Regions from separate parts of the Mus musculus genome. Here region 1 is linked to region 2. Evidence: chromatin loops called from intact Hi-C (ENCODE). Cell type or tissue: left cerebral cortex. All regions are shown on one strand. Each heading gives the region's core, and the rest is flanking DNA. Links, peaks and the distances in the headings are about the cores only.

The links. A loop is a pair of places that touch in the nucleus more often than their neighbours do. Peaks named below come from ENCODE experiments on the same cell type or tissue, not always from the same donor. Only the 100,000 strongest peaks of a DNase experiment are listed, where the experiment ranks them.
Region 1: it touches region 2 in a loop (8-fold over the local background); 10 of 42 quality-filtered maps call a loop at or near these places.

The regions. Positions count from the first base shown.
Region 1 is chr4:82,797,215-82,809,709 of GRCm38, forward strand. Zdhhc21 (zinc finger, DHHC domain containing 21) reads right to left here. Exons shown (of 9, transcript NM_026647.4): 8 at 9,799-9,842; 9 at 1,524-9,247. The coding sequence ends at 9,115. Among named protein-coding and RNA genes, the nearest start is that of Zdhhc21, 56 kb to the right of the region's middle. In left cerebral cortex, for the core only: a CTCF peak has its summit at 7,012 (motif pointing right); DNase peaks (open chromatin) are centred at 7,001 and 9,112.
Region 2 is chr4:83,177,804-83,190,298 of GRCm38, forward strand. It overlaps Gm46887 (a long non-coding RNA gene), which reads right to left and starts at 8,742. Exons shown (of 3, transcript XR_001784537.1): 1 at 8,230-8,742; 2 at 1,851-1,858; 3 at 598-673. In left cerebral cortex, for the core only: a CTCF peak has its summit at 5,700; a DNase peak (open chromatin) is centred at 5,663.

The sequences.
Region 1 (12,495 bases), core at 2,525-10,524, 380 kb before region 2:
CCATTCTACCCTCCCTGCTCCAATTCACTTTACTGAGTTTCAACACTCCCCCTTGTATTCAGACCCCCACCCACCATGTTCCATTTCCTAGTTTCTTGGCTTCTACATATACTTGAGTTAGAATTAATTCACATGAGAATTTCTGTTTGTCCTTCTCGGACGCAACCACAACCAGTGTGTTTTCCCTAGTTTCATTCATCTATCTACAAATTTCCTTTTTCGTATGTACATTTTCATTAGTCATAAGTTGGTAGGCAAGTAGGCTGTTTGCTTTGCCTATGTATGTGGAGTAAGTAGCATCAGTGGATATGAAGGAACAGTAAGTATCAACGGGATGGAGGCAACTCTGGAGTGTGGTAGTTCTTCGGGTACATACATGTTATATCTGGGTCACATGGCAGCCAGCTTTCTTTCATTTTTTCCCCTTCCCTCCCTCCCTCCCTCCCTCTCTCTTTTTCTTTCTTCCTTTCTTCCCCCACCCCCTCAACTTTCAGACTGATTTCCAAAGTGGCTACACTAAGCTTACCTTCCCACTGACAGTATTCTTTCCCCTCAGATTCATGTCAACATTAGTTGTCATCTGTATTCTTGATGACAGCCACAACTGGAACACACTTGTGGTTTTGTGTCATATAAAAGAATATTCAGTTACTTGAAGAAGCTAATAAAATATACCTTCCTTTTCCAACTATACTCTCTCCATAAGGTTAAATTTCTTCAGAGACTTCAATAAAATCCCAATGTATCTGATTAAATCATAAAACAATGTAAAACCAATGTTCGTCTCTGGAGGCAGCCATTTCATGAAATAATTTAAATTGTTAATACAAAGTGAGTTTATGTTTAATATATATACATCTAATTTCCCTCTTACACTTTTATTTGCTTTTTAAAAGATTTCATTGTCTGTATGCCTATCTGTCTTGTGTATGTGTTTGTATACCCGTGTGCAGGTACCTGCAGAGGGCAGAAGATGGTCTCAGATCCTCAGGAGATGGAGTTACCTGTGTGGACCTGACATGTATGCTCAGCTCATTCTCTCTAACATACTGTGTTCACAGCAAGCAGCTCCTGGAGGCTTGGAATCTTATCCCCAGATGGCCCTAAAGTCTGTATAAGGGAATGCCCTAAGAGTGAAGGCTTCCAGTAATTCCAAACTCAAGATTTAAAGCAGTGCCTAGACTGACTCCTCTTCACACTTCACTATGTGGGAGCTATTCCTCACGAAAAATATTTCCACAAAACAGCATCAAGCATAATACAAATGCATTAGACAGCTGAATGCAGCAATCAGATGATCTCTAAAATAATATGCTTACCTAGGAATGCTGTCAATTTTAAGTCCAATATTTATACCTTGTTTTCTGTGATTGCGGTAGAAGAGCCCAAGGCCACTAATTTTTAAATATTTATTCAAAGGGCACAAAGTTTGGGATGGGGGGAGTCTTAAAACATGGTAGTTCTAAAACTTAGAATATTAGTCGATTTTAATAATTAAGGAGGTAAGAGGATAAAAACATTCCTATGTTTTTCAAAAATATTTATTTAAAAATAAGATTTCTAAAAATACAGTACATAGTACATTTCAAGAGAAGTAAAAATTCCACAGTTTAAATTAAAAGCAATTTGCAAAGAAAATTGAATATTACATGAATAAAACAAAAATCACTAAAATAAATTAAAAGCAATGTTGTTCTTAAGGTAGATACATAGTCCATTTTCATTAGAAGAACCAGTGTAGACGTTGTCTCATCTAAACAATTAAGTATACCTCACAGTTCCCACCCGCCTGTATGTCCCTCCCTCTCCTCAAAGGACTCACAGTTCTCTGACCTACTCTCTTCCTTATTACCACTAGCACTGGAAATGTTAGTGAAGGGTTTCCTAGGGTAAGAGACAAAACACAACAGCAGACGATGCAGGCCAAGGCCCTCAGACTTACACACAGTCCAGCTGAATGAAAGCACACCCAGCAAGTTTTAAGACAGGGTCTTCCTAGGCACCCACAGTACACACCATTATTGAAACTCAAGCAGTGCTTTTCAATTAGGGATATGGGAGAATTGGAGCAGACAGCAAATACTTGGAGCATCAGAATGGCACAGGTGTGTGTCAAGTGATTAAACTTGCCAGGCTAACTCCATGCTCCCTCTGTTTTCCTGTCTGTCCTTGGGCTTACAACCCATTCATCCTATACCTCTGACTGGGATGAATTTCTTCCTTCTGTGTCATTAGTTGCTTTTATTCTATGTTGATTTTTTTCTTTGCTTTTTAATAATCACACCAGGAGACAGCAAGCAGTGGCAAACTCTCTCCTATTCTCTCCTCTCTTTTCCTACTTGAGAAAAATGACTCACTTTGCCTTTTAAGACTTGGACAAGCAGTGGAATTATTAAGAAACAATCCCGTGGCAACACAGGTACAAGAGCCGGGGCAGCCCTCCCTCTGCTTTCTATCATATTTGCTCATCTATGCACACGAGCGTGTCACCTTTCAAGAATCGATTCTTTTTTCCATTCAGAATTCACTGCAAAACCATATATTGCATCAACCCTCAAGGAGACACGGACTGAAGCGAATGGAAAGGACACAAGCATTTTCAGTGTGACTGTCTACCTTCCTAGCCCCCCGCACGGTTCCGTGAGTGGCTGAGTGATCAGCCGGGCAGCGTCTGTTTTAAGGAAACCCTGATGGTGTTTGCAGAGCTTCAAAGGAAGAACAGAGAAGCCAATCGTAAGCAGCAGCAGACACCTGGACAAGTCCATCCAGAGGACTGCAGTCTGCCAGTTACATAATCTGACTAATTTTCACGGATGCTGAGCAGCAGCACCCAAACTGCTTCTGATGTGAAGTTCAACTGCCAGGGTGTTTGCTCAAGTCAACGTACCTTTGGACTTCCTACTGGGAAAGTGTGTGCGTGTGCGTGTGCGTGTGCGTGTGTGTGTGTGTGTGTGTGCATGTGTTTGTGACTTTTATGTTTTTAAAAGTGTCCTTTAATTTCATTCTCATTAGGTAAATACCTGTATCATTATTTAAAGCCATTAAGGTTTATACCCTGCCCCCACACAGAGGTACTAAATTCTTGACTTGTAATGTAAAATGGACCTATTATTTGCCCTTTATTTTAGCATTTGGTTGAGCAGTCATTAAAAGTATCCAATAGAATACTTTGCTTATAGAGATAATTTTTCTTCACTGCTGAAGTAAGACCAAGGGGGGTTGGTGAGACTTTTGAAAAGTGATTCAATAATCTTTAGTAGCTTCAGCCTATTAAAATACCTTATATAGTAGCCATGTTACATTAAAGTACAAAATTAAAGCCCACACTAATATGCATAACAGAAAAAAATAAGTCTAACTAAGATTCATTCACAATTGACTCTGCTGAAATTAAGCTGTCAATAGACTGTTCACTTCTTCAGACACAGATGTGAGAAGCTCTCAGTCAACCAAAAAGAAAACTAATTCTTTGGTTCAAGAATTAAAAATGTAACTCAATGATAAAGTGAATAGCACCAGGATGTTTTAATTGTTCAGGTTGTAAAACACTAATTTCAGGCACGAGTAGGTTAAAATATCACCCATCCACACTGGTGTGGACACAGAGCTATCAGTATGCAGATGCATCTTCCCTCTAACCGACAGCCTACAAACAACCAGACCCTGTGCTGAGTGAAACAGGCAAGCAAAGCCCAGAGGAGGCATGCCTGTGGCCCCGGAAGCTCGGGCTACATCTTTCCCTATAAAGCTAGTGAGATGAAAACTAGGTTTTATACGTGCAATTAGTTAATTACACAGTTGAGCAACTATGGGAAACACTACTTTTACACATGAGGAAATGAAGGGCTTCAGAAATGAAGACCTCTAGGGTCTCACGAAGCCCAACAGATCCCTTCCTTCATAACTGAGTCGTTGATTTTCTCTGGTGACTCAGTATTTCTTTGCCAAAAGACTCCTCAGACAGGTTCCAGATCTTTTCAAACTTTGGGCAAGCAATCACTTCTCCTTTGTATTACAGCTACACTTCTATGTTATTTTTAACATGTGCATGCTAAAAATGCTTGAATTTAACTTATCCTACACAATTATCTGAAATCAAAAATAATCTCTCAAGAGCATCTGGCCAGCTAAGGAGAAAGAACATTAAGTGGAGATCAAACAGCTCAAACCAAATGCTTCCCACAATGGCTGTGCAGGTACCTCTACAGTGACGTGGCGTCAGCGACAGTGCTGGCTATCACAGCTGTCTCTAGTCAGCTCTTTTCAGATGCTGGCTATTTCTGTCCACTTAGCCTTCACTCCATCTTACTAACGTCCCCAATGTTCTTAATCTAGTTTTTAGATACTCATTACTCATTGGTACCTGAACTCTAGGGTAGATACAGGGGAAAGCTGTAATATAGTAAAAGATATGATAATGAAAAATCAGTATTACCAATGACTTAAGAGTTTTAAGCACTGAGCCAGGCACAGCAGCATATGCCTATAACCCCAGAATGTGGGAGGCAAACGTAGGAGGACTCTGAGTGCAAAGCCAGTAAAACCCTGTCTCCAAATAATAATAATAATGATAACTTGCTACAAATTATCACTAGCAGATAATATTGCCACATCTAAAGAACTCACAAAATATTGTTGGTTTTAACAAAATGGCTTTTAAAAATAAATTTTGTTTAAAAAATGCATAAAGATAATGGAAGAAGTGAGAAAAGCCACTTCTTGAAGTTAAGTCATCACCATCAGAAAGGTAGCAGAAATGCTAACTATTGGTTCATTTAGTCGGTGACAATACTGGTATAAAGGACTTCATGTAAACAGCTTCTAATACTTTCCCATGTTCTACTGTAAAATATTGTAGACTCTAAGAACAGCTAAATATAAATTATACTAAAATTTTTATTTGTAAGCAAGCTCCGAGCATGGTACCTACAACAGAAGACAGTAGCAATGTGAGTACTGAATCGTATTCTCACTCATTAATTACATGGTCGATAATGCTAACAATAGAACACACTAAGTTTACAGGACTTACTAACTACATTTGCCAATATTTGTGATTTTCAAAGCACTAGTAGAGGTGGATGAAAGTCTAATGTTTTAACTATTACTAAATGATATAATGTTTGTAATAAATTCCCAATATATGTATGTATAGTAGAGGTTATGTCAAAAATGTACATAATGAAGTACTATAGTTTAGTGAACTGTAGCTAGGCTATCTACTTACTGATACAAGTCATACAATAGAACTACCCAGAGAACAGACAGTCTAGACAGAAATTAGTATAGAGCTAATGAATATTAGTGCCATATTAAGCCACTGCAAGACAAATTGTGATTTTTTTTTCTTTTTTAGCAATACATGTAAGAACATTCAAACTACACATGAACTAACACAAAAACTATGTGGCTTTCATCTAAATTCATTTGTATCTCCCGTTAGGAAGTGTGTTCTTAATTTTAGTCTTTGTGATTACTGTTTAGAACTAATACATCTCTCGAGCAAAACAGTTGCTTGTAGGAAAATAACCCAAAGTCTCATTAAGAATAGCTGGAATGAGCCACCGTCCTTCATGGAACCACTTCTGCACATTAATGAAACGTTCTGAGATGTTCAACTCAGCTCTTCTGCATCTAGTGTGTAGCTACTGTCTACATCCTCTTCTTGTCTTTTCCTGGTTCTTGGCATTAAATCCTGGGCATCTTGTGCACTATAATTTTTGAGGTACACATCAGCCCCTACTTTATTACTATTAAAAGTAAATTGTCTTCTGAAAAACAGGATCTTATGTTAGCTACAAATTTAAATGGCTTTTATGTTAACTAAAACATTTTAAATATAAATTATAAAACAAAATAGGTTTTTATTTTCATGTAACATCAGCTAGCTTAGTAATCTGAAATGGAAGCCTGGTAACAAAGACTCCTTAGTAGACTGTTTAATGCTTAGGAGATTCTGAACCCAGCCCTTTGTTACCTACATCAAGCTTATCCAATTGGATATCAGAAACGTTTGTGTGTGCTGTGTGTGAGGCGATGAATGAACAATGATGATGGGGAGGGGCGTGACTGACAAGGCATGTTTGTGGAGGTCAGCGGACAACTCTATGAAGCCAGGAGCTTTTTTCCCCTTCTTCACCTAAGTGGGTCCGTGTACAGCAAATGCCTTTCTGTATGGAGCCACCTTGCGTGCCCAATTCTAATTGTTTACCAAGTATCTGCAGCCTCGTCTTAACACTTTAACTGCAGGATCCCATGAGGTGACTTTGCTAATGTAAAAATGTCACTTAACACACATTTTGCTAAAATTAAACAGGAAGCTTATAAATACTTCAATGCACTGTAGATATGAAGGGGTTGCCCTTGCTCCATCGCTTCCTGAGACCCCACATGGGTAGTTATTCCCATGGTTACTGAGAGGGACAAATAAAGAGGCTATTGAATAATCTACAGGGTTAACTCTCATTGACAAGCGTTTTAAAAAGCAAAGAAAAATAATATTATTAACCAATTACTAATTATTTTAAGGTAATTGAACCTTTGTGTGTGTGTGGAAGGGGACAATCCCAAAATTGAATTGAAAAAATTAAATGTACTTTTTAAAATAGTAAAACATACCGAATAACAGTTACCACAGCAACTGTAATAAATGTTTTGTTTTGTAGTAAAATAGTATTTTAAGTAAGTTTTTATAATGCTAACAAGATAAGTTGCCAAAATAAGGTTTAAAGTAAAATACATGAAACAGCTTAAACTAATCGAAATTTGTGACTGACAGTAAAAAGTGTACAAGAATATACATACATGAAGCCAGGCAGTTTACCAAGAAGGAACATCACCAACAATAACACATTCATTTTCAATTTTTATAAAACTTTACACTTTTATACATATGTTCCTATAAGTATACACTGGCATGTATACCTCTGGCATGTTCACAGATTGGCTATACAACCCACTAACAGGATAGTAAAAACCTCAAGAGCCAGGATAATTACATCAATTAGCCAAAAGAGGGCGCAGAAAGAACATAGGAGCTTAATCCCTAGGAAATGGCCAACAGGTTTTTCTCTAGGAATCTTTAGAGTGATTACAAACCCCTCCGGGGGTTAGACATATACATTTAACAATACTATGTAAGTATATATAGATATACTGCAATATAGATTCTTATGTAAATACATCAATAACAGCATTTCTGTAGATCAAACTAGTGCATCAAGTACAATGACTAGTTAGGAAACTGCAGAGAGGGGTCAGGACCAGGGAGAGTAAAGAGAAAGGGTAGATAATGTGCCCAGAAGTGGTACATGTAAGCAGACCAAACCCACGAACTCCAGCATGGGGAAGGGATCACGCCCGTTACCTTGTGTCAGAGCTACTACTGCTCCAGAAGTATAAAGCAGTTTACAAAGCTCCACGCTGGGCTTTCGTTTGGCTCTGCTTTGGATGCTCCAGGTCTTGAGTGAACTGAATATATACAGCTGAAGGCATTCAACTTCTACCTCCCAACAGTCTATGTACACCACTTCCTTCAGTAACTGTCATTGGCCAAGTTAGTCAATCAGCTTACACAAAACCCAACCCCTTCGCCCTTACTAAAACATACTAATTTTATGTTTCCTAACCTTTATAAATGTTTCTTATATTAAACTTACTATATGTCTTAGCACCAATAAATATTTTCATCTGCCACTTCTAAGTTTTTAAATAAACATAATTAGAACATGAAAATATGGTATTAATATTTCTGCAAAGAGATTATTCTATTCAGAATATTTTATAAGACATTTACAGTATCTGAAAGAACTAGCCACAGTATTTCCCAGCTATGATTCCTTACTTTACAACTACTTATAAGAAAAGTATGTAGATGGTTCACAAATGGTAGATTTGTTCAATACTCTTTTCAGGGAAAAGATTACTAAGCACACAAACATATGGAATTGCAGTATTCTAAATGAAAAAAATTAAATCATACAAAATGTCTTTGTATACAAAAGGCTCATGTTTGTTAAGAGACCATCACTACCATAGATCATTCTATTTTACAGTAATTTCCTGACATTAATAAAAGGTCTCTAGAGTGATGCGAATTACAAGTGGAAATTCAATTTCAACTTGGGTGATTACTGGTATATAAATTTAGTGACCCACTTTTACACTTTGATATGAGTTGACCAGTATCGATTCTATAATATATAAATCTTCAATGTGTACAGTGAGATCTAATGGCAGATAAATAAAAGTATCCATACTTTAAAAGCACAGTTCTCCTCCTTACACTGTTACACACCATTCAGCTTAGCACTTTAAAACATCTGCTTTCTAATATAACTGCACTTGAAGAAGTAACTGGAATTATTGCAAACTTCCTACCCTCTTCAGTCATTAGAATCTTAGGGTAAAACAGGAATATAAACCTGACTGGTCACACATTTCTCCTGGGAGCAAATATTCTAAAAGCAATCAGTGATTGCAGCAGAAGGGAAACATAGTTTTTCCCTCACAGTAAGGTAGTAGTTGGTGCACTACACTCGGGGAGTCGTCTGTGGTTTTGAGAAGGAGAAAGAAGGGCATCAGAGAGCTGCTCCTAGCCAGGCACTGCCCCTTGTTGCTCACTGCACTGTAAAAGCCTACAGCACATATAAAAGCAAGTAGTAACATTTTAACTTATACATAACAAAGTGTATCCAGTTTTGTAAACTTGAAGAATTAAATTCAGATTTGGTTAGGACTGCTTAAAGGTAAACATAAAACATGTCAAATTTCCTATAAATTAAAATTTAAAAAACTTTGAGTACTGAAGAAAATGTATGTACAATTGTTTCATCCCAATCACTGCCTTCTGAGTTTAGTAACAAACGCATTTAAAGAAACCCTGGTGGAAGGCTAATTTAAAAGTAAACATGCTTTTAAAACTTAAATATAGATCTTGTATTAGTCCCACAACAGGATCAAGATCACTATTAAAATGAAGCCTGGGGCACATTATGATGCCTAAGATTGGTAGGTGGATTTTAATTGACTTGAAGACTGTCATAGTTCTATTCTCATAAAACCTGTAACGCATTTCCAGCATGGAGGACCCATCTGTGCCCACCATCCATCTGTTTAGACGTGATTGGCAAAGTGGTAGGGAACTCGCAGTGGTTGCCGCTGCCTGAAAGGAATGAACCACAGGATCTTCCAACGAGTGCCAAAAACTTCTGAGAAGGTCTGCTGCCATGGCTTTCGGGGCCGCGATCTACAGAAGACAGCATTATTAGTGAAAGACAGCACTCCCATGGTGCCCTTCAGTCAGCTAAAACAATACAGGTTGGCTGGGGATCCATTACTGGACTCTGATGCACTGTGTCTCAGCATCACAAATGCAGCTTTCCTTTCAATGTGGCATGCAGCTGAGCGTCAGCTCTGGAGAGCAGATATTGTATCTGCATCGTCAATCAACCTAGGGTAACTCTGGAAGCAGAGGAGAAGCTCAGCATAACAGAATGTGTGTCAACAACACAGTAGCAAATCTCTTTTGATGTACTTTCAGGACAAATAATTTAGCTTACTTCTGTGAGACAGGGAACAAGAGTGATCGGTACTTATTTTGTTTAAAAGCTCCCATGGCTGAAAGACCCCTACAGTAAGACTGGGATACGCCTGTCTAGCTTGGGCCTCAGACAGGACACCAAGAAAAAAAAATCAACATATTAGTTTCCTACTATTAACATAGGCACATGATTCTCAAAGGTAGTCAAACAGTATGGTTTCTATTTTTAAATAAGATCACTATAACTTAATACTTACATTTCTTCACAACAATTTGACATTTTTTCAATAGATGTTGTATCCTATTAAAAACAAAAAATTATATTCAGATGTAACAAATTTATAAATACTTTTAACAAGTTTATATATCAATACACATTCTGAAATCCTCTTAGAAAAATAAAATTAACATTCTATCATATAAAAAAATCAGTGAACTACTAAAATATCAAACATCTCTCCAAGAACTATTTCATTTGATTACAACCTTTGAGGATACCCGATTCCTTGGTAATTATTTTAAAAGCCTAGTTATTTCTGTTTAACTCAACTTTCTGCAAATATACATTAAAAATAAATATCAAAATAATGCATAAAAGCCATCAATGACTACAGAACTACCAAGAGACAAAGAATACTACTGGTTCTGGGTTTTATAGACTTCTATAAAAAACAAAGTCAATAAGGCAAATCTATAAACTGATAATGTTACAATATATTTAAATAAGAAAATTAAAGTTAGATAATTAATATTCCTTAACACAAAGAAAACAAAATATTTCTTAATTCCCCCAATGAACAAACCAAACCTTTACAAAACTACAGTTTCTTCTGTGTGCTTTTACCAGGCTGAAATGCAGGCAGGGAAGCAAAGCTCTCAGCAGAAGACAGTTTCTGAAAGTCCTGACACAAACTCTAGTAACAAAGAATCTCTCCATCATAGTGACAAACTGTTACGATATCTAAATACCCAATGTATACATTGTTCAACCTATATATAGGTGAAACTTTAAAGTGTAAGCACGTTTTAAAGCAATACAAAGGAAACATTTTTGAAATATGCAAAAACATTAGCTAATCTTCACCATCTCCTGTGATTTGATCTTACTAACTTGTTCACTTATGACAGACATGGCGTAAAGCAATAGCAATCAGAACTATTCATGGAAATCCTTGTCTCTGCAAACATTACTTGGCTCCAGAACGTTCCTTTGTGGCGCCAAGCTTTTACATTTAGTGACGCTAGGTGAGCACTCGCGATGACAAACTGTCAGGCGCGCTGAGGCAGCAGCAGCGTCTAGAAGGGAGAAGTCAGCTGTTTGTAGGAGACTGGGAGCAAACAACAGCTTCACTCACAGCGCTTCCTCAAGATTTGCAAAAAGATGGCAGCTTTACTAAGTATTCCACATACATTACTTTTTTGTATTATGCTTTGAAATTTGACAATATGTTGAAAATAAGATTATTTTTGTGTGTTGTATAACTTCCTCTCAAACAGTATTTTATTCATTCTAAATGAAAGCACAGTCTATAAATACACGAGAAAATATCTTAGGCATTTAGTGAGGTGGTTCTCAACCTGTGGGGTCTCCCAAGACCAACAGAAGACACACATATTAACACTACAATTGAAACAGTAGAAAGTAAGTTATGAAGTAGCAATGAAAATAATTTTCTGGCTGGGAGTCACCACAACAAGAGGAACTGTATTAAAGGGCCCAGCGTCAGGGAGGCTGAGGGTCAGTAATTTAGAGGAAAGCTGGCTTCGGGTTAACATCTATAAAGGAAGTGGAAAAGGCCATTTGGACAGTATCTTAGGGTGCTCGAGAGATGGCAAAGACCACTGCAAAGGACCCAACACCAAAGTGCAGGGGGAGAGAGCAGGCAAAGTCACCACAGAGCAGAGATTCTCAGTCTTCCTAATGCTGCAGCCCTTTAATACAGTTCCTCATGGTGTGGTGATTTTCAACCACAGAATCACTTTTATTACAACTTCATAACTATAATTTTGCTACTGTTATGAACCATAATGTAAATATCTGATAAGCAGAATATCTGATATGTGACTCCAGTGAAAGAGTCTTTCAACTCCAAAGGAGTTTCAACCGGAAACAGCATTGACAACATCTTTGCACGTAAAAGCTATGCGAGGACTGGCAAGACAGGGTAGGAGGGTTGGTCTACTGTCACCTTTATCCTGGGACAGGTTTACTACACAGAATCTACACTGTAGAATTTAGTTGTGGTTCTGAAAAAGAATCAACTTTCTTTAAAACCTCTCCAGGTTTAGCTTTCATATATAGAAACCCTTTGAAGTTTTTGGACATCAAAATCAAACACATTTAAATCCTCATGAGTAGATAGCTACTCTTTCAAAGGATGAGAGGATGAGATTTTTTTTTTTTTTTTTTTTTTTTTTTGGTTTTTGTTTTTGTTTTTGTTTTTCGAGACAGGGTTTCTCTGTGTAGCCCTGGCCCTCCTGGAACTCACTCTGTAGACCAGGCTGGCACCGAACTCAGAAATCTGCCTGCCTCTGTCTCCCAAGTGCTGGGATCCACCACTGCCTGGCTGATGAGATCTTTACTCTCTGTAAATAGTAGTTGGGAAGCTGCCTAAATTAATCTACTATTTTCTCTAGAATGGCAAATGCTTACCTCTTTCTACCTCTGCCGTATGGAATACTATTACTACAAAACCAGCATAAGGTCTATAGCTGAGCACTAGCACACAGTAAGTGGTCAGTCTGGGAGGCAGCGAGCACAGGAGACCTAAACACAACCGTGTATAAGCAGGCTGCAGTACACCGGACAGAGTCTGTCACTGAAGGAAAGTAGAACCCACAGTCTGCACAAGTACTAAGTAAGGCTTAATTTACTGTGTTTGGTAATGTGGACAAACATGGGATTTTTTTTTTTTTTAAGCATACTGAAAATACTCAAATCTTCTAGTGGCACC
Region 2 (12,495 bases), core at 2,495-10,494:
ATTTCCCTGCCATGTGGACTGCTCTTGAACTATGAACCAAAGTAAGCCTGTATTTTATCTGCGTATTTTATTACAACAGAGAAAGAAAAAGAAAAAAATAACCCAACTGTCAAAGAAGAGTTAAACACTCTTCTGTTCTAAGCAAGAAGGGGAAGCTGACTCCTTTGTGGTTTTAAAATGAATGGAAGAAGGAAGGACTGAAAGGCGAAAAGGGATAACCAAGAAGGATACCCATAGATGAGCATTCCACCCTTTCTATATAGAAAGTGCCAAGAGATGACCCAAATAGGCATGCTGAAAAGACTTTTGGAGCAATTAATAAAGGCTCTGAAATGTTTAATGTGTGTCGGGTGACTCTGTTCCTTGTAAAGCCAAATCTCTACCAAGCTACTCAATACATCCTCTGCAAAACTCGGTCTTTATAAAATTCAACCTCTGCATAGTTCATTCTCAGATTCTTCTCCACTCAGTTCAATCCCTTTCTGATTTAATACGTGAATCAATTCAAATTTAATCTAATTCTGACTTCAACTAAATTCTATTCTTCTGATTTCTCTAAACTAAATTTAACTCTACTTACAGATGATCTGGGTGGGTGTAGGGTTTTTTAGACTTTAAAGAGGTCCTATTTGGAATTCCAAGATCTTCATCTTCTGGGCTATAGCAGCATAGACTGAAGAAAAATGTGAATATATTTGTTAGAGATGACTATCGAAATGATTTTTCTGTGACTGCAAAAGTCCTGTGGTAATTTTTATATCAGAGGAACAGAAGTTCCCAATTGATGTGGCACACGATGCTCAAAGCTCTGACCATATGAGGGGCAGGGATCCTTGCGAACTGTTCAGCTCCAAAGTTATCCATGCTAGTGGAAAAATGGCCCCCACCTAAGATGTTATCTCTTCATATCAGGAAAAATAGAAATTACTTTGGTGCTAGCATTGATGCTAAGACCGAAAACCTTCACAGACACCCAAAGGAGTCATCCCAGAATTATATGCTAAATAGTCTTAACTGTGGCATTAAGCAAGTAGAAAAAGAAATTGTTAGCATTAGGAAATGACTGCTAAATGGTACTGATAGTGGCAGGCAGACATTACTTTAGATTGAGCCTTTATATTAGTCCCCAGCAGACCAGATCAAAGAAAATGGAATTCAAGAAATGTGCTTTTCTGGCGAAGACACAGATTGAAAGTTTAAAAATACAGAAATCAATTTATCCAGCAAATGGAACCCAAGGACAAATTAGAGTAACTATTCTGATATCTGCTAAAACAGACTTCAACCCAAAATCACTCAAAAGAGATAATTAGAACCATTATGTGTTGATAAAAGAAAAAATTCCTCAAAAATATATAATAACTGTAATATATATGCAGTAAGCTTGGAGTTTCTAATTTTATATAATGGACACTAATGGTCATAAGAGGTCAGATCGTTATAATAAATAGTAAGTGACCTCAATTCCATTATCATCCAAGCTGAAACATCAACAAAAAAACTTCAGAGTTAATCCATAGCCTAGATGAAATGCACTTAACAAATATCTACAAAATATCCCATGTAATAAATATGGAATGCATATTCTTTTTGCATCCCATAATTTTTTCTCTAAAATAGGTCACATTCTAGGTCACAAAGTAACTCTTAACAATATATCAAAGGATAAAAGTAATTTATTATATCTTATCAGATCACAATACAGTAAAAGTAAGAATCAATAGCCAGAGATACCATAGAAACTACAGTACTATTCTGATGCTGAACAATGATCTTTTGAATGGCCAATGAGTCATTAAAGAAATCAGGAATAATTTCTATCATCAAATGAAAGTAAAAGCACAACTTACCTGGACCTCTGGGGTGCAGCAGATAAAGATCCAAGAGAAATTCATAAATACAAATGTTTTCATTAAAAAATATATTCTAAAAGAGCTCAAATGAATAACCTAATGACGTACCCCAAGCTCTTAGAAAAGCAAGAACAACTCAAACCCTCAAGGAATAGATAACAAAGACTAATAAAGGTCAGGGCAGCAATAAGTGAAACAGAGACTCAATGTGTAACACAGAGACTCAATGAAGCAAAGACATGATAGCTATAGATATAGACTGGGTAGATATAGATATATACACATTACATACACACATACATACATACATACCTATATATACATACATATCAAGCTCTTAGGCAAACAAACCAGAGAACAGCCAAATTAGTAAAATTAGAGGTGAAAAGGGAAAAATTAACATCAAGATTAAAACATTTATAAATATAACAGTTTTCAACCATTCCTTCTGCCTATAGTAAATTATCTATATTCTCATTATCTAGTAAATACTAGGTGTCTTTGTTAGGGTTTCTATTGCTGCAGTGAAACACCATGACCAAAAAGTAAGTTAAGGAGGAAAGGGTTTATTGGGCTTGCACTTCCACAGTACTGTTCATCATTGACAAAAGTCAAGACAGGAATTCAAATCGAGCAGGTTGTTTCTAGAGGCAGGAGCTGACGCAGAGGCCATGGAGGAGAGCTGCTTACTAACTTGCTTTCCATGACTTTTTTATAGAACCCAGGAACACCAGCCTAGGGATGGCACCACCCACAATAGACTGGGCATTCTCAAATCAATCACTAATTAAGAAAATGCCTGACTGCTGGATCATATGCAATCATTTTCTCAATTAAAGTTCCCACCTTTCAGATAGTGCTAGTTTGTGTCAAGTTGACTTAAGACCAGCCAGCACAACAGGTATTCATTTAACCAACTGTTTTGTTTTCAATTATGAACACTGTGTGTGTGTGTGTGTGTGTGTGTGTGTGTGTGTGTGTGTGTGTGTGTACGCATGTGTGTAGTTCCTGTGGAGGCCATAAGAGTTCATCAGATGCCTCAGAGCTGGAGTTGCAGGTAATTGTAAAGCACCTAATATTTGTGCTGGGAACCAAACTTGAGTTCTATGTAAGAACAAAGTGTGTGTGTGTGTGTGTGTGTGTGTGTGTGTGTTCGTTCTTAACCTCTGAATCTTCTGTCAGTTCTATATTCCTTTTTGACTGAGGGTGTGTTTGTCTGTCTGTCTGTCTGTCTGTCTGTCTGTATTGTTTTGATATGTAAGCAATCCTAAAGTACAAATGAGTCTAACTTGCTAGAGAACTCTGGGCAAGAATACACACATGAGAAGAGAGTTCACAAATGACAGTAAAGGTTAGGACACAAACTGCCATCCCTCATCACGTAGGCAGTGTCAGAGCAGCTCAATGAGGATAGGCAGAGATGAAACAGAGGTGACAGAGGATGCCATTCCTTTGGCAGTATTAAAACTAATAAAAGTTGTATAGTGTTGTAAGGCTTGTCCTTGTTGTTTTCTATAGAAATATATTTATGGTTCCTTCTCAACAAATATGTTCATCAGCCCCCAGAAATTCCAGTGTAGGGGGCTGGCGAGATAGATCAGTGGTTAAGAGCGCCAACTGCTCTTCCGAAGGTCCCGAGTTCAAATCCCAGCAACTACATGGTGGCTCACAACAATCTGTAACAAAATCTGATGTCCCCTCTGGAGTGTCTGAAGATAGCTACAGTATACTTACATATAATAAATAAATAAATAAATAAATCTTTTTTAAAAAAAAAAAAAAGGAAATTCCAGTGTAGAGAGCCCTCTCAGCATATCATAAATCTCAACTTGCCAGGACCAAGGGGCCGGAAAGAAAAAGGTCCTCTCAGAATACTAATGTGGACTATTTTAATCATTAAAGCACACACATACAGTAGTATATGTGTGGATGTTCTTAAGACAGATTTAAACACACACACACACACACACACACATCTTCTGGCTTTTGTTTTAGACTATGTGCTGTTCCTTTTCCTTTCTTTTTATTTTGGTTATTGCTTAACTTAAAAAAAAAAAAAGATTTGGGCTAGTGATGGCTCAGAGTTGAAACCACGTACCTCATGCAGAGGACCAGAATTTGGTTCCTGGCACCCACATGTGTTGTTAACAGCTGTCCAACACTCCCTTCTGGCTTCTCTGGGCACTGTACTCACACACACACAACCACACATATATACATAATATATAAAAAAAATTTTAAGTCTTATTTTTTCCACATCAGTTTTAATGGTTATAATGGCTTCCCACAGGAAATTGAGAAGAAAGCGCAAAGATCTTCCCTCTGCAATCCCTCACAGTCTCCCCAGAAGGGTAATTCTGACCCAGGGCGCTACATCAGTTACAACTGGCAATGATATATACATTACAGAGTCATTTCAGTGCCCTAGAAGTCCAGTTACACTACTTCCTATTGGTCAATCAGTTTTATCTTAACAAGAAGAAACTAGGTTTCTAGTCCTGAGGTCTGATGCTGTAAGTTCAACAGAAACCAAAGATTCATCACTGCATATACTAGGTATTCAGAGACCACTGGGATCACCCCTTCTCAGATCGGACACAAGTATTCTCAGGAATAAATTGCCTTTGATTCAAAGAACAAATGAGAGGATAGACTAAACCTGCCTGGAATGACACCCAGGTAATTCGATACGCACATGCTAAACAGTGCATGCACAACACAGGAATGCCAAAAACACATAGAGCCAAGGATCCACAGAGTGGCCCCAGAATAGCTATCACTCCATTGCCAAGGGCTCTGAAATAAGACTAAGAAAGGAACTTTCTTGCTTGAGGTCATCAAAACATTGTTAAAACGAGAACAAGCCTTCCCACAGTGTTCTTTGAAGACCACAGTGTACGCTTAGAAGTGGACGTTTCCTTGGCTGAAAGCCAGTCTCGTTCCTTTCCACTGATCAGATCTCTTGCTGAAGACTGTCTGAAGGGAAAGTGGCCTAGGCATCAGATGACCCAGGAAACTCATCCCTGGAGGTAAAATTGATACCAGTGACCCAACGTTCTGGAGGGCACAGTGAGGAAAGGAAGCACACCCACTTGCCTACCCAGACTCCTTCAGTGCCTGTCAACAGATGGTGAAGATATAGAGCTAAAGGGTAGCATGAAGGTGTGGCCTGTAGGTGTGATCTCAGGTGGACTGTAAGTGTGATCTCAGAGTGGACTGTAGGAGTGACCTCATATTGAGCTGATGGTGTGATCTCAGAGTGGCCTGATAGTGTAGACTCAGAGAGACCTGATAGTGAGACCTCAGAGTGGCCTAAACCATAATGCCTTTGATTGCTCCAGCAAATTCCCAAGTACCAAAAATCTCTGATTTTCCCATTTCAACTCTCTCTTCTTGTTAACTGGAGACAGAATCACCAATAATGTGTGTGGGTTGTTCTTTTTTTCATGCCTTTGTTTACATCTAATGGTGTAGCCTTGTGTTTCAAAAAATATTTTCTCCTTTCCATTACTTTGATGATAAAGATCATTATCACCCCTTCAAAACAAAAATTCTGTACCAAAGCTGGAATACTTCATGAGAGAGAAGGTGCTTCCGTGTTCTTGAGAGCGAACAGTGAAGAGCATGAGTCCCCATTTTCTGGTCTAAGCATGAGATGACAGAAAGTGGGGTCACTCAAACAACTCAGATTGCCCCCGCCCCCTCCCAGAACAATAACACTGGGAGCAGCTTCTGCAGCTCAGAGGAAGCAAGTGTCTCTAATTAGGGAGCAAGAGCAGCTGAGGTAACTATTCTGGCAGCTGAGAAATTGCCTGATTTCTGTTTGTGAAGGTTGCCACCTACTGAGGAGCCTGCAACACTGCACCCGGCCTGAAAGAAAGGGCAGAGGATAAGGAGAAGGCAGGGTGAGGACAATAATACACAGGGGCATGGTGGACGGTGCCCACATGGCACACAGCATAGAGTCATGGTTATGAGAGGGTTCGGGTGGGAAATTGCATGTGGGAGAGGTCTACCTGAGCCTACAGGGCTCCGTGAAGCTTCTCCAAAGGGCTGAGGAGAGAGTGTGAAGCAGAAGTCAGGGGACTCAAACACCGAAGGAAGGAAATAATGGCAGACCCCAGGTGGTGGCAGCACTGGCCATAGAAGACCATTTGCCCTAATAATTTGTATTAAATGATACTTGACCCGGAGGGCTTTTCGAGGATAAATTAGGACACCCCCTCCCCCCAAAAAAGTTGAAGACTCACCAAGGCCTGACAGAAGTGCCCGGCAATTAAGAATCAATGAGCAGGTAAAGATGCCCCTGGGGGAGGCACAGAGAGGTCTTTGTGCTCATAAACACTAGGGAACCTGGAATGTTAAACACACAGGGCTGTTCCTTCAAAGGAAGGGATATACACCCTGCTACCTGCCCAGAGATCTGGAAGCAGACGTAGTTAATAACACGGTGATCTTTGTGCTATATGAGTGAGCTGGGGACCACACCAGACACTCCCCAAAACTCCTATCGTGAGCTTATTTTTCTCAATCTACAGAACTCATCTCTACCGAATGTGTCACAGGTACTTTACAAAGGATTTCAACATAGTCACATCCGATCTTTATTTAGCTTACTTTGTTCTTCAAGGAGGTTTATGTGGGCTTCATTGTGCACATGTAACCAGGAAAGTTTCCACCAAATTGTGCACTGCTTTAATATGCCTAAACTACTCGAGGTCAGATTCCCACAGTTTGGACCAATACCAGCTATTTAGTCGTGCTGAACGAAATTGCATGCTGATCATTACTCTGCTGGATGTGGTGGTTGTAGAGAACACACACACACAATCCAATCAGAAATCTCTGGACAGAGCTGGCTACTGTGACTCACACCTGTGATCCCATGTGTTCAGGATGCTGAGGCAAGAGGATTGAAGTCAATTTCAAGGCCATACTGGACTGCATAGTAAATTCCACGTCAGCCATGAGTGAGAATCCAGTGGCTGTGGCTCCCTCAAGAGCCAGCCCTGTCCCCTAAGACACGAAAGGCAGCAACTGGCCCACAGAAGAATGTCCCCATGTTTCTAGACCATTCTCTTCTTTTAAACATCCCATGTTTCTGTTGCTAACATCAATGGATCGGAGGGGTGGGGAGAAATACTCCTGGGGCCAACAGAGCAGCAGAGAAAGCATGCAAGTGCTAACAAGGACTCCAAACTCCAGGAAGAGCGTGAGGCAAACAAGTTAATCTGGGTGAAAAGAGACAGGCAAGAGCTTTTTACTAAGGAAACCGGGTTTTGGCCAGTACAGTAGTTTATTCAGAAACCTCGGGCCTAGTTCCACTGTGAACAGCCATATTTGTTTGGGCAAGTCACTTCAATTCTTAGTCTCAAAGAGAAGGCCCTGAGCACAATGATAAGAAACAAATGCCCCTATGGTCGTTTCCCAGGGTTTGCCGACACCCATCTTTCAGTCTTGTGCAAGGGAGGGCCCAAGGAAGGGAGGTAAAAGGCAGACAACTAGAAGCTAACTACTGGAGCCTCCCTACGCTGTTCATATGGCTGGTGCTGAACTTTCAGATCCCAAATAGGTCATAGGTTCCACTGTGACACGGACACAAATAAAGACTGAAATGCTTTTAAAACTCTTGGCCAGCGTGCTGGAAGCAGAACCATTACTGTTAGTATTATTTGTGGAAGAAGAGACGCTCTAATGCAAACTGAATTAACAATTCTGCAGGATACATGGTAGTGCACCGGGAACTGTCACTGTTCACATGGGATTCTATAAAGAAGATCAGGGTCTTCTCATATATAATGAAAAAAACAGTCAAAGCACCAATATTTTGGGTTTTGTTTTGCTTCATTTTGTTTTTGTTTTTGTTTTTTGTTGGGGGGGGGGTTGGTTTGTTTGTTTTGCCATCTTGACACAAGCTGGAATTCTCTAGGAAGAGAAACCTCAATTGAAAAAATGGCTCCATCGGATTGCCTGTGGGCAAGTCTTTGGGACATTTTCTTGATTAATGATTGATATGGAGGGCCCAGCTCACTGTGCTCGGTGCCACCCTTAGGCAGCTGGTCCTGGACTATATGAGAAAGTAAAGGGTTGAAAAGCCATGGGGGACAAGCCAGGGGGCAGCACCTGCTTCAGTTCCTGCCTCCAGGTTCCTGCTCTGAGTTCCCACCCGGACTTCCCTTCAAGAGGGATTACAAGCTGTAAATTGCAAAACAACAACAAAAACCTGTGGCATCTTAGCACTGCAATAATAACAAGCCAGGACAGCTACAGTTTGTAGCTGATGGTGGCTGTTCTGCCTGGAAGGGGCCAGAGAAGTATTAGTCTATCGACCCCTCTTTAAAACTCAGGAAACAAACATCAAAATGTTAACACTTACCAGAGATGGATTGTACCCGAGGGCTAGAAGCTCTTGGTCTCAGTTTCCTTTCTCAAATCCCAATGAAAAGCTGCCCAGAGTAGGCAGTCTTTTTCCTGCATGCTTTTGTTAAGGATTCACAAGTCGTTGACTGAGTTTCTGTTGATTCAGCTTGTTTGCATAATTAGGCAGCACAGGTGGGCTCCTGCCTCGGTTTTCCAAACAAGTGTAAACGAATTGCCTACCTCAGATGAGTCCTGGAACAGGAGAGCCTTCAGCTCAGCACAGAAGGACTTGTAAACATGAGGGGAGGAGTCCCACGTCCAAAGAAGAGATCCGAAGAAAAGAAAACGTATTAAAGAAATGGAGAAATGAATAAAACTGAGTTGGTTTGCTGTTTGTCTTATATTGTGTATGGTTGTCAAATTTTCTTTGGTTTATGAGTTTAATATAAATATGGAGAGAAGCTTTCTTCATGGGAGTAAACAGTGCTCTCGTGAGAGAACAAAAGCATGAAATCTCCTGGTTGGAAGGTTACTTGCTTCCACCAGCCCTCAGGAATGTGTCTTTCTCCTCAGCATGTATGGCTCCTCTGAAAAGAACCATTGCCTCATGGAAGGAGGAAGGACTCCAGACAAGAAACGGGCTCGGGAGGGCAGGAGCCTGGTTACCGGGGAGAGGAGACTGTCCACTGGAGCTCTGGGAATGTGCCTGTCAGGCTGACGGGCTTTTGATGCAGCCACCCTTGAGCCACCCGGGCTCCTATGAGGTAACCCTAGTTCAGCACAGACTGGGACCCTTTCTTTGACCTGTCATTAGAGCCCTACAGTGTCTGTTGATGTCTCTTGGGAAAAGTCACAAAACAGTCAGGTGGCTTAATATATTACAGTTTAGATATTTTTACGTTTTAATTGCACTGCCCCAAAACATTGAATATACGAAAACATGGTTCCCAGGAAATTAACTTAAGGCAAATTTAGTTTTCAGAAAAACAAACAAACAAGCAAAAACACAAGGATCTGAAGCTAAGTTGTCAATGGTTTGAAAATGTCTCTCATCCCGTTCCCAAGTAGCAGGACAGAGTTGTGCAGACAGAGTTCCAGCTTCTTGCTCTGGCTCAGCAATGGTAATTCATGGTTACCTGAATGAGCAGTGCTTTTCAATGCCAGTTTTGGGGGAAATGCAGAAACTCACTAGGACTCCCAAGGAGGTAGCTTTCTTTTCCTATTTTGACATTGGGTTCTCAAAACACAATCATCAAATCTGACGTCTCAGGCCAAGTTAAAGTTTTGGGAATAGGCAGGGCAAAGTTTGAGATATCCAACACAGCTCCCAATTTCTTGCCCTATTAGGGAATATTTAACAAAGAAACTTCAGTAAATACCTCCCATCTATTCCTGGAGTGACAAGGCTTGTATGGCCTTCCCCTGAGAGCCACACACTGTAAATCCATGGGTTTCAGGTCTATTCAACAGGATCAGTTGCACAGAGCAGGCACATCTTGTTACATTCAAAACACAGAATAATTAACCAATGTCTCACCACTGAAACCACCTGTGTGCTTGCCAAGGCGTCTGTCATTAACATGTGTGTGTGGAGATTTTACCACATACCTTTCCTTCTAAGGAACACCAACCAAAAGAAGAGAGAGGAGAGAGAGAGAGAGAGAGAGAGAGAGAGAGAGAGAGAGAGAGAGAGAGAGAGAGAGAAGAGAGAGAGAAGAGAGACAGAGCATGGAGAGAGAACATGGTAGGCTTTTTCTTTGCTTTTCTTCCCAGTCAATAAGAAGCAAAAGAAGAGTATGTTGCTTTCCTTGTGTTAAAACATAAAGAAAGGCCCGGAAAGAATAGTATAACCGAGCTGCAGCCATAGCTTGATAGAGAGCCCTGGGTTCAACCCTGGCACAGAGGGGGAAATCCTGGCAACAGAATGCACAGCATTAGTGAAGTGAATGAGGGCACCCCAGGGACCCTGGAGCATCTGAATGGGCAGTAGAAAGGAGGAACTGAGAGTCAGATTAACAGTTTAGGGGTCTCTGCAAACCTTCTCCCCCAAGAAAATAACCATAGCTGGCAAAAAAATAGATTTTTAACTTAATGTTTAGCAAACATCTAAGTGCATACAACAAATGGAGAAATATCTAGTCAAGAAAATCTACTAAGTCTCCACAGGAGTACAAGCTGGTGACGTTGAGCATCTACTCAGAACTGGGAGGCTGGTGAAGATGAGAACACAGGGCCACACCCTTTTTCAGCTCTCAGTCTGGGGCTATAGGATTCCAAGGAGGACCAGACCACCTGCATTTTATTCCCAGTTTGGGGTACACAACCTCTGTCCCAGGTAAGAACATCTGGAAGACCTAGGGCCATGCTCCCCCGCCCTCATCTCATGTGGCAGAAGCTGCACTGAAGACACAGCAGGATAAGGGCAGGGGGTACCGAAGCACCTTTGTCTCAGCTTACTTAGGGCAGGGAGGCCTTATGAGTTGCTTTATACCACGGTGACTAAAATCCCTCCCAGAAGCATATTAAAGAAGGCTCGGTTATTCAAGTGTTTGGCTTCAAGGAATAGAGGTCACAAGGATCAGGAAAGCAATGGCCACTGAGAGAATTGTGTTCACGGTGAAGGGCTCATGGTGAATCAAGAGGCAGAAAGTAAGATCTAAAGTGAGATTGGGCTACGACACTCAAAGGCCTACTTCTAGTGGCTTACATCTAACCTCTACGGTTAGGTTCAATATCTCCAAGCTTCCAGAGCCTCCCCAAAGCTGAGAGCTAAGTACTTAAGTACTTAGAGCCTGTGAGGAACACTTCACACTGAAACCATGATAGAAGCCATGCAGGAGAGGCAGGCTAAGAAGAACATAGGCTGCTCTCCTAGTCAGTCCCCTGTTCTAGCAAAGCTGTGGGGAGCTGTGTTGGACATCTCAAACTTTGTCCTGCGTGTTCCCAAAAGTCCAACTTAGCCTGAGCCCTCGGATTTGATGGTTTGTTTTTGAGAATCCAATGTCAAAATAAGAAAAAAAAAAAAAAAAAAAAAAGCTACCTCCTTGGGAGTCTTGGTGCGTTTCAACACTTTCCTAAACTGACATTGAAAACCACTGCTCATTCAGGTAATCACGAATTTCCTTTGCTGAGCAGGAGCAAAAAGCTGGAACTCTGTCTGCATACTGTGGGCCCGGCTACTTGAGACATGATGGCGAAGCAACATGGGGGGGGTTGATGGTGGGGGGCATGTCCCTCCCTCAAGCTCTGACTCAGAATCAATAGGATGGATGGTGCTTTTCTCCAAAGAGGTGAGATAAGACATGAGAACAGAGCTTTAGAGTCTTTCTTCAAAGGCTGATTGTATTTGGTATGGACTATGGGGATGTTCAAGCCTAAGGGCACTGTTGAACACAGCAGAGACTTTATCAATAAGCAATTCTTAGAGCAATAAACTAAGCCAGACACCTGTGAGTAGATGTTTAATCGAAAGAACAGGGGGAGGTGACTAACAGCAGATGTGTTGACAGCAGCTATTAGAAAAGTGATGGCTGGAAATCTTTAGTTTGACAGCAACATAAAATAGAATCTTTACAAAAACAAACAAACAAACATGGGAATAAAACTAGAGTTCATCGAAGAGAAATTGACCACCGGAGGTGGCTCTCTACTCTTAATGACAGGCAATAATAACTAAGCCACACTTAAGACAGAGAGCCTCAGGAAATCAGCACTACATTCTTATAACAGACATTTTTAAGGAGAAAATTTAAATAGAATTATTTATTCTAGCTAGACCGTATAAGAGACACATAATCCAGGTATTTTATTTACAAGCTATTAGCCTAGATTGGGCAGGTTTGGAGCTATTCTACCTTCCATCCCAGCCATATGTCCCCTGGTACTTGCTGTTTGATTCTTACCCAGGTGAGCCTCAGGGTTCCTTTTTCCTGGCCATATGCTCCTAATCCATCCAGCCTCGTGGTGACCTTCTCTTCTCCCTAACTTCTTGTCCCTTTTCTTCTTCCTCTGGTCTCTTCTTGTGACAGGATTTTCCCTGTCCAACTACATTAAATATTAGTGCAGCAGAAGGCCTGTGATTAGACAGGGAAAAGGAAGGCAGAGCTAAGAGTTGCAGAGACAGAGAGCGTCTCAGGAGGAGAGAGGAAGCCAAGATGGAGGCAGATGGACAGGAAGAAGAACCTGAAGCAGCGTGGCCTTAAATAGCCACAGGTAGTCATGATATCATAAAGGATAGAATAATTGAAATAATTTGTCTAATCTAGGTGGGCAGCTTTTATCA